Linked DNA regions of Homo sapiens: region 1 is linked to region 2. Evidence: read pairs that join two places in POLR2A ChIA-PET (ENCODE). Cell type or tissue: OCI-LY7. All regions are shown on one strand. Region 1 overlaps SPAG9 (sperm associated antigen 9). Region 2 has its middle 53 kb from the start of TOB1-AS1.

Region 1 (5,000 bases), 150 kb before region 2:
CTTAATCTTATCCTCTTGCTTTTTGGAAAGACGGATAGAAAGAGCGCTCAAAATGAGGCTGAAGTATCTCCATCATTATTCTAAAGGGGAAATTTTGGATTTGTCTTTTGATTGTTCTTTTTTCTTGCCCCCTCACCTTTTTTTTCTTTTTAGATAACATGATTTGCCTTTTTTTTTTTACTCCCCAGAAAATTAGCAATTTTAAAAATGGCAGTTACTTATCAGTTGTTTTGGGATAGGATGAACAGAATCTTGTTTATTTCCAGTTAATCTCGGCTTGGAGCTAGTTTTGATGAGTAAAATGACAAGGTTTTAGAATTTTCCCTGAGATCGTTTTGAAGTTTAGGTTTATGTGATAACTATTAAACAAGAAATGACCTTTTAATACACTTCAAATGGAATGCAACAATATAGGTATAGGTTAACTTCATGGTACTTGAGGCTTTCGAGGATGTCTATAGTCCTTGCCAGGTGGGCTTTTCTTTCCTGCTTTCCCCTTCCCTTCTACTTCCTTTTCTTTTCCCTTTAACTGATTCCTTAGTGGCATTCAGGACTTTAAAGAGATGGCTCTTCCACACTTTAAAATGACTTCTCAAAAGTGTTTATACCATCTTATGGGACTTAGGCCTTGAGTAAGCTGAGTTCATTGGATATGTTGTTGTACTGAGTTATTGTAAGTATTTTCAGAAAAGAAAGGTTCTGAATTTGTATTATTTGATCTTGGTGTATGTGTGTATATTTTCTAATATTTTCTATGTATTATATGATCAATTATATATGATCTTTATGTTACATGATTTATATTGTAAGTACCTACAAAGATAATAATAAAATTTAGGATCACAGTATATGTAAAGAAAACATGAAATACACAAAGTCATAAAACAGTTTCTGTTCAGGTTCTTGCTGTGGGTGTTAGGCAGGAGAGAATATACCACCAGAAAAACATTCAGAAAATCATTTATAATAACAGACGTAAACTATCCTTTTTTTTTTTGAGATGGACTCTTGCTCTGTCGCCAGGCTAGAGCGCAGTGGTGTAATCTCGGCTCACTGCAGCCCCCACCTCCCAGGTTCAAGCGATTCCCCTGCCTCAGCCTCCCTAGTAGCTGGGACTACAGGAGTGTGCCACCATGCCTGGCTAATTTTTTGTATTTTAGTAGAGACGGGGTTTCACCATGTTGGCCAGGATGGTCTTGATCTCGGGGTTTCACCATGTTGACCAGGATGGTCTCGATCTCCTGACCTCGTGATCTGCCCACCTTGGCCTCCCAAAGTGCTGGGATTACAGGCGTGAGCCATGGTCTTTTTTTTTTTTTTCTTTTTTTTTTTTGAGACAGAGTCTCACTCTGTCGCCCAGCCTGGAGTGCAATGGCATGATCTTGGCTCACTGCAGCCTCTGTCTCCTGGGTTCAAGCAATTCTCCTGTCTCAGCCTCCCAAGTAGCCGAAGTAAACTATTTTTAAAACATAATGGGGACTGGAGGCAATGGCTCACACCTGTAATCTCAGTATTTTGGAAAGCTGAGGCGGGAGGAGTGCTTGAGACCAGGAGATCGAGACCAGCCTGGGCAACATAGTGAGACCTTGTCTCTACAAAAAATCAAAAAATTATCTTGGCCTGGTGGCACACGCCTGTAGTGCCAACTGCTTGGGAGGATCACTTGAGCCTGGAGGATTGCTTGAGCCCAGGAAGTCAAGGCTGTAGTGAGCTGTGATTGTGCCATTGCACTCCAGCCTGGGAAACAGAACAAGACCCTGTCTCAAGAAAAAAAAAAAGCGTAATGGGGTAACATACCTTTGATAATTTGGAATGCTAACTTTTAAGAGGATTTTAGTACATGTTTATAAGCTGATATATGTTAAGCTAACTGTAGTTGCTATAACGAACTAGCCACAAAAATTATATATTAATGACTCAAATGTTATTTCTTGCTTACGTAAAGTTTAAAAAGTGGATGTTTCAGATAAGTGGGTGGCTTTTGCGGAGACATGGGCATTTCCCCCTTTATAGCTTCTAAGTTTGTCTTACCTGCATTAAGTTGGAGGAAGGGTAAAGGGCATGGAGCATCGTGTGTGGAGGGTTTTTACTGGACCAGGCCTAGGAGTAGCACACATCACTTTTACTACTACTTCAGTGGCTATAAGTCAGTCAGAGGCTACCTGCAGGGGCTGGGGTGGATAGCCTAGCTATTTGCCCAAGCAAAAGAGGAAACTGTTTTGGTTAACATCTGGCCAGTCTTTGCCTCAGCTTAACAGCCTTAGTGGGGGCCATTAGTATGTTATTTTGCCCAAGTGTTGAGGCAAAGGAATGATTCTGCCTAAGGCTTAGCAACCATCTGCCTATTCTTTCTACTGTGAATTATCTGAGGAAGAGAAGAGAAGGACATTTTAATGAAATGTCCTTCTCTTATAACATAAATGTTGAGATTTTCTTTTTGATCCCTTACCATTTGACTTTTTCTTTAAAAAACAGGTTATTAAATTAAGACATAATTTGCTCATACTTGTGTTAAGGGATAGGTTTCAAATGACTCTGTTTAAAATTGAAATCCAGGCTGGGCCTGGTGGCTCGTGCCTATAATTCCAGGAATTTGGGAGGCTGAGGCGGGAGGATTGCTTGAGCCCAGGAGTTCATAACCAGCCTGGGCAAAATAGCGAGACCCTGTCTCTATTTAAAAATAAAATAAAATTAAAAATTGAAATCTAATTCACATATCATAAAATCCACCATTTTATTTTATGTATTTATATATATATTTTTTGAGATGGAATTTTGTTCTAGTTGCCCAGGCTGGAGTGCAATGGTGCGATCTCAACTCACTGCAACCTTCGCCTCCCAGATTCAAGCAATTTTCCTGCCTCAGCCTCCTGAGTAGCTAGGATTACAGGCACCTGCCACCATGCCCAGCTAATTTTTTGTATTTTTAGTAGAGACGGGGTTTCATCATGTTGGCCAGGCTGGTCTCAAACTCCTGATCTCAGATGATCTGTCCGCCTTGGCCTCCCAAAGTGCTGGGATTACAGGCCTGAGCCACCGCACCCGGCCAAAATTCACCATTTTGAAGTGTACAATTCAGCGGTTTTTAGTACAATTTTCAAGGTTGTACAATCGCCACCACTAATTCCAGAACATTTTTATCACCCCAAGAAGAACCACCCCCTCATACCTGTTACACTTACTTCTGCTTTTCTGCTTCCCCTTGTCCCTGAAAACCACTAATCTAATTTTTGTCTCTATAGATTTGCCTGTTCTGGACATTTCATAATAATAGGATCATACAATATATGGTCTTTTGTGACTGGCTTCTTTCACCTAGCATAAAGGTTCATTCATGTTGTAGCATGTGTCAGTACTTCCTTCCTTTTCATAACCGGATAATATTGTTTTATGGGATACCCTCCACCCCCATTTCAATTGCCTATATATCCTGCTAGAGCTAGAAACAACCAAAACTCTAACTTTGCTATCTGAAAGTCTGTAGTAATACAGTTTTGAAGAGCTGAGTATAATGAACAACCACTTTGGGAAGATATTCCTTGGGTTTCCTCTTGGCATCTTGACTTGTTTAGTTCCTCATAAATGGGTAAGTAGATAACTTAATGTTTGAACCATCTTTACAATGCTGTGGTTGCCTACTAGGAGTAGGTAGTATATTAGTCATCTTGTTTTATTTGTATAATTAGCTATCAGTGACACATCTGAATATAACTAAGCAGAATGATAAACCTTCTGTTTAATTTTAATGGGAAAGATAAATGAATTAGTTAAGGGCCTTAAGTAAGTAGACTGAGGTGAACAGGCTCTCATTTACTCCTCTACTGGAGTGGAGAGGAAGATGGAAGTGGATATGATACTTATGCTAGAGGATAATACTTAACGTCTAATTTATGTAGATATTTTAACCCTTTTATTTTTTGTCTGCTTTTATTTTATTTTTTTAAAATTCCATTTTATTATTATTTTTTACTTACTTACTTACTTACTTATTTATTTATTTATTTTTGAGATGGAGTCTGGCTCTGTTGCCCAGGCTGGAGTGCAGTGGCACGATCTTGGCTCACTGCAACCTCCACCTCCCAGGTTCAAGCAGTTCTCCTGCCTCAGCCTCCCAAGTAGCTGGGATTACAGGCATGTGCCACCACACCTGGCTAATTTTTGTTTTTAGTAGAGAAGAGATTTCACCATGTTGGCCAGGCTGGTCTCCAACTCCTGACCTCAGGTGATCCACCCACCTTGGTCTCCCAAAGTGCTGGGATTACAGGTGTGAGCCACTACAACTGGCCCTGGCCTGCTTTTATTTTAGATGTTGCAAAATTCAGTATTTTTCCTGTTATTTAACAGGTTACAGACAAAATACATTTATATGAAAAGCTGAGACAGAGGTTAATTTAAGTATACTTTATGATTTATTTTGTATCAAAAACTTAGCGAAAAGATAGACGTGGTCAGCATACAATTTTTTTTTTTTTTTTTGAGATGTAGTCTCGCCCTGTGGCCCAGGCTGGAGTGCGGTGGCACAGTCTTGGCTCACTGCAACCTCCACCTCCCAGGTTCAAACGATCCTCCTGCCTCAGCCTCCCAAGTAGCTGAGATTACAGGCATGCACCACCACGCCCAGCTAAATTTTTTTGTATTTTTTGTAGAGATGGGGTTTCGCCATGTTGGCCAGGCTGGTCTTGAACTCCTGACCTCAGGTGATACGCCTGCCTCGGCTTCCCAAAGTACTGGGATTACAGGCGTGAGCCACTGTGCCCGGCCAGCATACAAGTTTCTAATATGTAACAGTAAGTTGAAAATATCTTAAAATACCACTTTTTGTGCATTAAAAACATGAAATTTTGTGTGTGAAAGAGATAGTAAAAGTTTGAGACCTGTAATTTTAAGACCTTTAGCTCTTATGAAAATAACAGGCATAAACTATGGTAATCTAGACAATGGAATATTAGTCAGTGCTAAAAAGAAATAAACTGTTTGTCCAGGAAAAGACGTGGAGTAGG
Region 2 (5,000 bases):
CCCTGTCTCAAAAAAAATCAATCAATAAATAAATGAGAAATAAAGGAGATGCAGGTGGAGAGGGAGGGGCCTGGATCCTGGGGCTGTGGCATCAGGCAGAGTCTCAGCTTCAGAGTCAGCGGGCAAAATAGGGCCCCGGGGCTGAAGGGTAGGGTTCCTTCCCCTTGAGCCCTCAGAGAGGTTGTTAAGAAAGAGAGAGGCCAAGCGCAGTGGCTCACACCTGTAATCCCAGCACTTTGGGAGGCTGAGGCAGGCAGATCACCTGAGGTCAGGAATTTGAGACGAGCCTGGCCAACATGGTGAAACCCTGTCTGAACTAAAAATACAAAAACTATCTATCTGAGTGTGGTTGTGCACACCTGCAACCCCAACTACTAGGGAGGCCGAGGCAGGAGAATCACTTGAACCTGGGAGGCAGAGGTTGCAGTGAGCAGAGATTGTGCCACTGGGCTTCAGGCTGGGCAACAGAGCAAGACTCAAAAAAAAGAAAAGAAAAGAAAGAAAGAAAGAGAGAGACAGTTCTTAAGGAATCAGGCTTCAGAGAAAGCAGAAGTGTGGAGGACGGACACAGGAAGGCTGTCGGTTGTAAGAGGAGGCTCTGCAACATCGCCAGCAAAGGCGACCGAATTTCTCTTCCCGGAAACTTCCAAGAAGGGGGCATCTCCGTGGACTGGGTCAGAGACCACCTATCCCTGGGCGAGGGGAGGAAGCAGAGGCTTCAGGAGCTCTTTCAGGGAGCACGGAGGCCAGGGCAGCCTGCAGGACAGAGGAGGGTGTGGCTGGAGGGCCGAGGTGGCTGGAGGACAGGAGAGACTTTGGCCAGGGCATTGGTTTTCCTTACTAGGCTGGGCAGGCTTTCTAAGCCTCTGCAGGCAGCCAGTTTGGGGAGGGGCCTGGGCTTGGAGATTCTCGCTTGGCTCAATCCCCTCTTAGATCCGGGAGCTCGTGGGAGGCTTCGGACAGAGCTGGCCCACTCTGCAAAGGTACTTTAGGATTCTTCCTGGAAAACCAGCAAGAGGAGGAAGCGAACACTGCCAGGCCACAGGCCCAGCTTGGATGGCGAGGAGGCTACAGCGTTAGAATCTGGACTCAGCCACATCTATGCCGAGTGACCGTGGGCAAGCAGAGATTTAACCTCTCTGAGTTTCAGCGTCTTCCTCTGGGAAATGAGGATTTTTTTAAAAAACCACACAAAAAATTTTCTTCTGTCCCCTTCTCCCACTCAAGGTTGCTGTGAGGATTATAATGCAAGAGCAAATAAGCAGAAGGGGGCTGGGTGCAGTGGCTCACGCCTGTAATCCCAGCACTTTGGGAGGCTGAGGCAGGCGGATCATTTGAGGTCAGGAGTTAGAGACCAGCCTGGCCAACATGGTGAAACCCTGTCTCTACTAAAAATACAAAAATTAGCCAGGCATGGTGGCACACACCTGTAGTCCCAGCTACTCGGGAGGCTGAGGCAGGAGAATTGCTTGAACCCGGGAGGCAGAGGTTGCAGTGAGCTGAGATCGCGCTTCTGCACTCCAGCCTGGGGAACAGAGTGAGACTCTGTCGGAAAAAAAAAGAAAGAAAGAAAGAAAGAAAATAGGCAGAAGGGCCTGCCTGGCATAGCTAGGTGCTCAATAAATGTTATTCTTCCCTGAAGGTGTCCTCGGAATTGGTGGCATACGCGAATTGCCTTGGGGGTTTGTTTAAACTGCTGACTCCTCTCCACCCCGGCCCAGCAGGTCTGCCTTTTTCACAACACCCAGGCCCAGGTGATTCTTAGGCAGCAGGACCCCAAAATAGCACCAAAGACGCCAAAAGGCTGTTGCCAGATGGGGGTCCTAAGCAGGTGTGTGGGTAACCCCCTGCCCACCGACTCTCACGCCTTAGGCCACCAGCCTGCAGCCCCTCCCTCCCACAAGCACCGTGGGCCCTGTTGTGAGCTGCCAGTTGCAGTGTGGGTTTTTGTCTGCCTTCCCCACCCCATGCCAACCCGCCCAGCAGGCCCCACTGCCTTGGCAACGCATTGCAAAGTCCACACAAAGGGAAACTGCGCTGGGGAGGCTGGTCCTGCCCGACGCCCGGGGAAGGGTTTCCATGGCAATGCTGACATCACCAGGCTCTGGCGGCTGCAGTCAGGCCCTGCATGAAGGCGCCTGGCTGTTCACACCACAACGACCTTGGAGGAGGGCGACCCAGGGCTCTGCACCGATGCCGGGGGGCGGAGAGGGCCTGCCCCTGGGTTCGAAACCCAGCCCTACCCCTGACTGGCCAGGTGACTTTGAGCAAGACACAGGGTCTGTCTGAGTCTAAGTCTCTTCACCTATAAAAGAGAACTAATGATCTTTACCTTGCAGTGAGGAGGAAATGAAATCATGGCTACTGTGCAGGGATGGGTAAACTGTAAAGGCTGGGGAGCACCCTGAGCCCCGTGACTGCTGGGCCCCTGGGTGTGGGATCCAGAAGGAGAGGCTGGGATTCGGGGAGGAGAAGGCACAGTTATCCAACAACCTCCCCTGCGCCTCCTCTCACTGGGGAGGAGGAGAGGTATTTGGGGAGATGTGTTATTTGGGGAAGAGAGTCATGGGATGGGGAGACATTGGGGCTGGATGGTGGCTTGGATTTTCCGGTCTCACACCCTCAGCTCAAGGATGAGGATTCAGAGGCCCAGGAAGCAGCTGTGACACAGGCCCAAGCTCATATCCCTGCATTAGGATGGAGCCAGGGTGCAGGGGGTATGGGCAAGGGTCCCCTGTGCCCCAAGGGTGGGCCCTCTGGGTGGAGCCATCTCTGTTCTCAGTGGCAGTAACACTGACTCCTCTGCAGGAAATAAACAGTCAGAAGCACAAGGCGGGAGAGGGTGGGACCTTCTGAGATCAGTGAAGCTGTAGGTTGGAGTCCACCCACGGTGTGCTGGGCAGGAGGAGAGCCGGGCAGCGGGGAGCTTGGAAAGGCCTCGAAGGCTTCCTCTCTGCTGCTGTCCCTAGGAGGCTCTCTGAAGGCTCTGCCTTTTCCCAGCTTTGGCTAGGGGCCCCCACCCCACCCCACCCCACATGGTGAGGGTCTCCCTAGGCCTTAGCCACATGGCTTGGGGCAATTCCAGGAGGAGGCCTCAGGTGTCCACAGAGCTTTCTGCCTAGCCAGCTCACCCCCACCACCAGCTTGTCCCCTCCTGTCTGTCCTCTGTCAGGATCTGGGACCTGCCGCAGGCTCTTTATCTCCAAGGGAATTGCTGGGGACTGTCCCCACTCAGTGTCCCAGCCAGGGTCTTACTGTGCCCTGGTGCCCCATTCTGCCAGACTTTGTCCAACTTCCACCCAGACGTCTGTGTCCCACCCTCCCTGGGCCCAAGTGACCCCTCTGGGCTCTTGGCTCCCTTTGCGGGAAGGTGGACCTCCCACCACAACAGCGGTCACTCGTCAGTCCAGAGGGAGGCTTCCATGAGGTTGAGACGGCCATTCTGACCTGAAGTTCCCCTCCCGCGGCAGGAAAGCTGCAGGCCGTCATTCTGCTTCCTCTCCCTGGGGAAGTCGCCCTCCTTCACCTCTGGGGCCAGGGAAGGGGCCCGCTGCCTGGGAGGGGAGGGCAAGTGCTGTCCTCAAAGCTGCAGTCAGGTCACGGGGAAGAGAGGAAGCCATGGGGCTGCCATGTTAGGCAGTGAGGGCTTGCTGGCACTTGCGCGCGCCCGCCTCTGAGTCCCTGGCACCTATGCCCCTCTTGGCCACAGCCTCACTTGTACTTACCCTGCTGAGGCCTCCGGCTCAGCTGGACTGTGACGTGCCATTGTTTGGCTTCGAACCGGTTCTGTAAGGGTGGCCCCAGTCCAGTGTCCTGGGGTGGCAGAGCCACCCATCGGGGTGCCCTGGAGAAGCCAGGCATCTGGAGCAGGAGGTCTGGAAGGCGGGGGGAGGAGGAATGTCCCTGCTGAGATAGAGGTCCAAGGACCCCCTCCAGAAGCCCACACTTTGTGCCCACACAAGGAGCACAAGGAGCCTCAGTGGCTTCTCGAAGCTGCCTGGCTCCATGAAAGGATGGTGGCTGGCCTTGGGCTCTGCGGGGATCAGCCACGTCCTTTCCCTTTGCCTCCAAGACAGAGGAATTGGGTTAAAGGTTGGAACCACCTGGGAGGACACTTCCCTACTCACCAGGTACTGGGCTTTCCAAGGCTGCATCCTCTGCCCCCTCCCCTCAGGGCTGTAGACCCCGGGTCCTAGGCCTAGCGTCCCTCCCTGAAAGTATTTGGGGACGAGCCCAGCTGGCTCGGCCACCTGCTCTGGCTGAATAATGGGCATGCTGGCCTAGGCCTTCAGACACCCTGGATGGGCGGTGGGGGACCCAATTCGTGACTCTGACTTGAGTGTGCTCAACCCAGCACTGATTTACATAACATGGTTTTGCATGAAAAACAAGCCAGCATGCAGTGTGGGGAGGGCCCCAGCTGTGGCCTGCTGTGGGCAGCTGTCCTTGGCCGGCCTCCCCTGTGGCCCTGGCTCCTGCCTTCCCCTGACCTCTGCAGATTCCTCAATAAAGAATCTCCCACCCCAGCGCAGCATTGAGTGGCCTCGATGGGTGAGCACAGGAGCCAACCACGATGGCGAGGATGCCAGACTCCCTCCTGGGGAAATCCTGGGGTCTTCCATTCCTCTGAGGCTGAAATCACAGCACAGGGGCACAGGAAGCTGTGGCGGGGGGCCAGGGCGGGGCGGGGCGGAGCTGTTGAGCACCTACTGTGCATCAGGTCCTGCTCGAGCCTCTTTCATGCACATTGTGTCACTGCACCTTCACAAGACCTGCTGAGGAAGGTAGAGTCGTTTGGGGGTGCCAAGAAAGAAAGTGAGTCACTCTATGGGGCTTGGAGTGCCCTGGGTCTGTCTAATGGACACCTCACTTGCATTGCACGCCCTCTCTGCCTGGGAAGCATTGCCCACCCTGGGTGCCTGAGGGCTCACACACACTGTCTAGGAGCGGGTGAGCGAGGCTTCTTCCTCCCCGAGGTCTCCAAAAGCTGGAGAGAACTA

What was found. Peaks named below come from ENCODE experiments on the same cell type or tissue, not always from the same donor. Only the 100,000 strongest peaks of a DNase experiment are listed, where the experiment ranks them.
Region 1: POLR2A ChIA-PET joins it to region 2 with 5 read pairs; 2 of 35 experiments call an interaction of 5 or more read pairs at or near these places.

The regions. Positions count from the first base shown.
Region 1 is chr17:51,062,888-51,067,887 of GRCh38, reverse strand. The region is part of intron 2 of SPAG9 (sperm associated antigen 9); the gene reads left to right. Among named protein-coding and RNA genes, the nearest start is that of SPAG9, 55 kb to the left of the region's middle. In OCI-LY7, no CTCF peak of the experiment used is centred here; a DNase peak (open chromatin) is centred at 2,207.
Region 2 is chr17:50,916,922-50,921,921 of GRCh38, reverse strand. No RefSeq gene overlaps it. Among named protein-coding and RNA genes, the nearest start is that of TOB1-AS1, 53 kb to the right of the region's middle. RefSeq lists enhancers at 3,840-4,009, 3,267-4,186 and a silencer at 4,633-4,692. In OCI-LY7, no CTCF peak of the experiment used is centred here; a DNase peak (open chromatin) is centred at 2,091.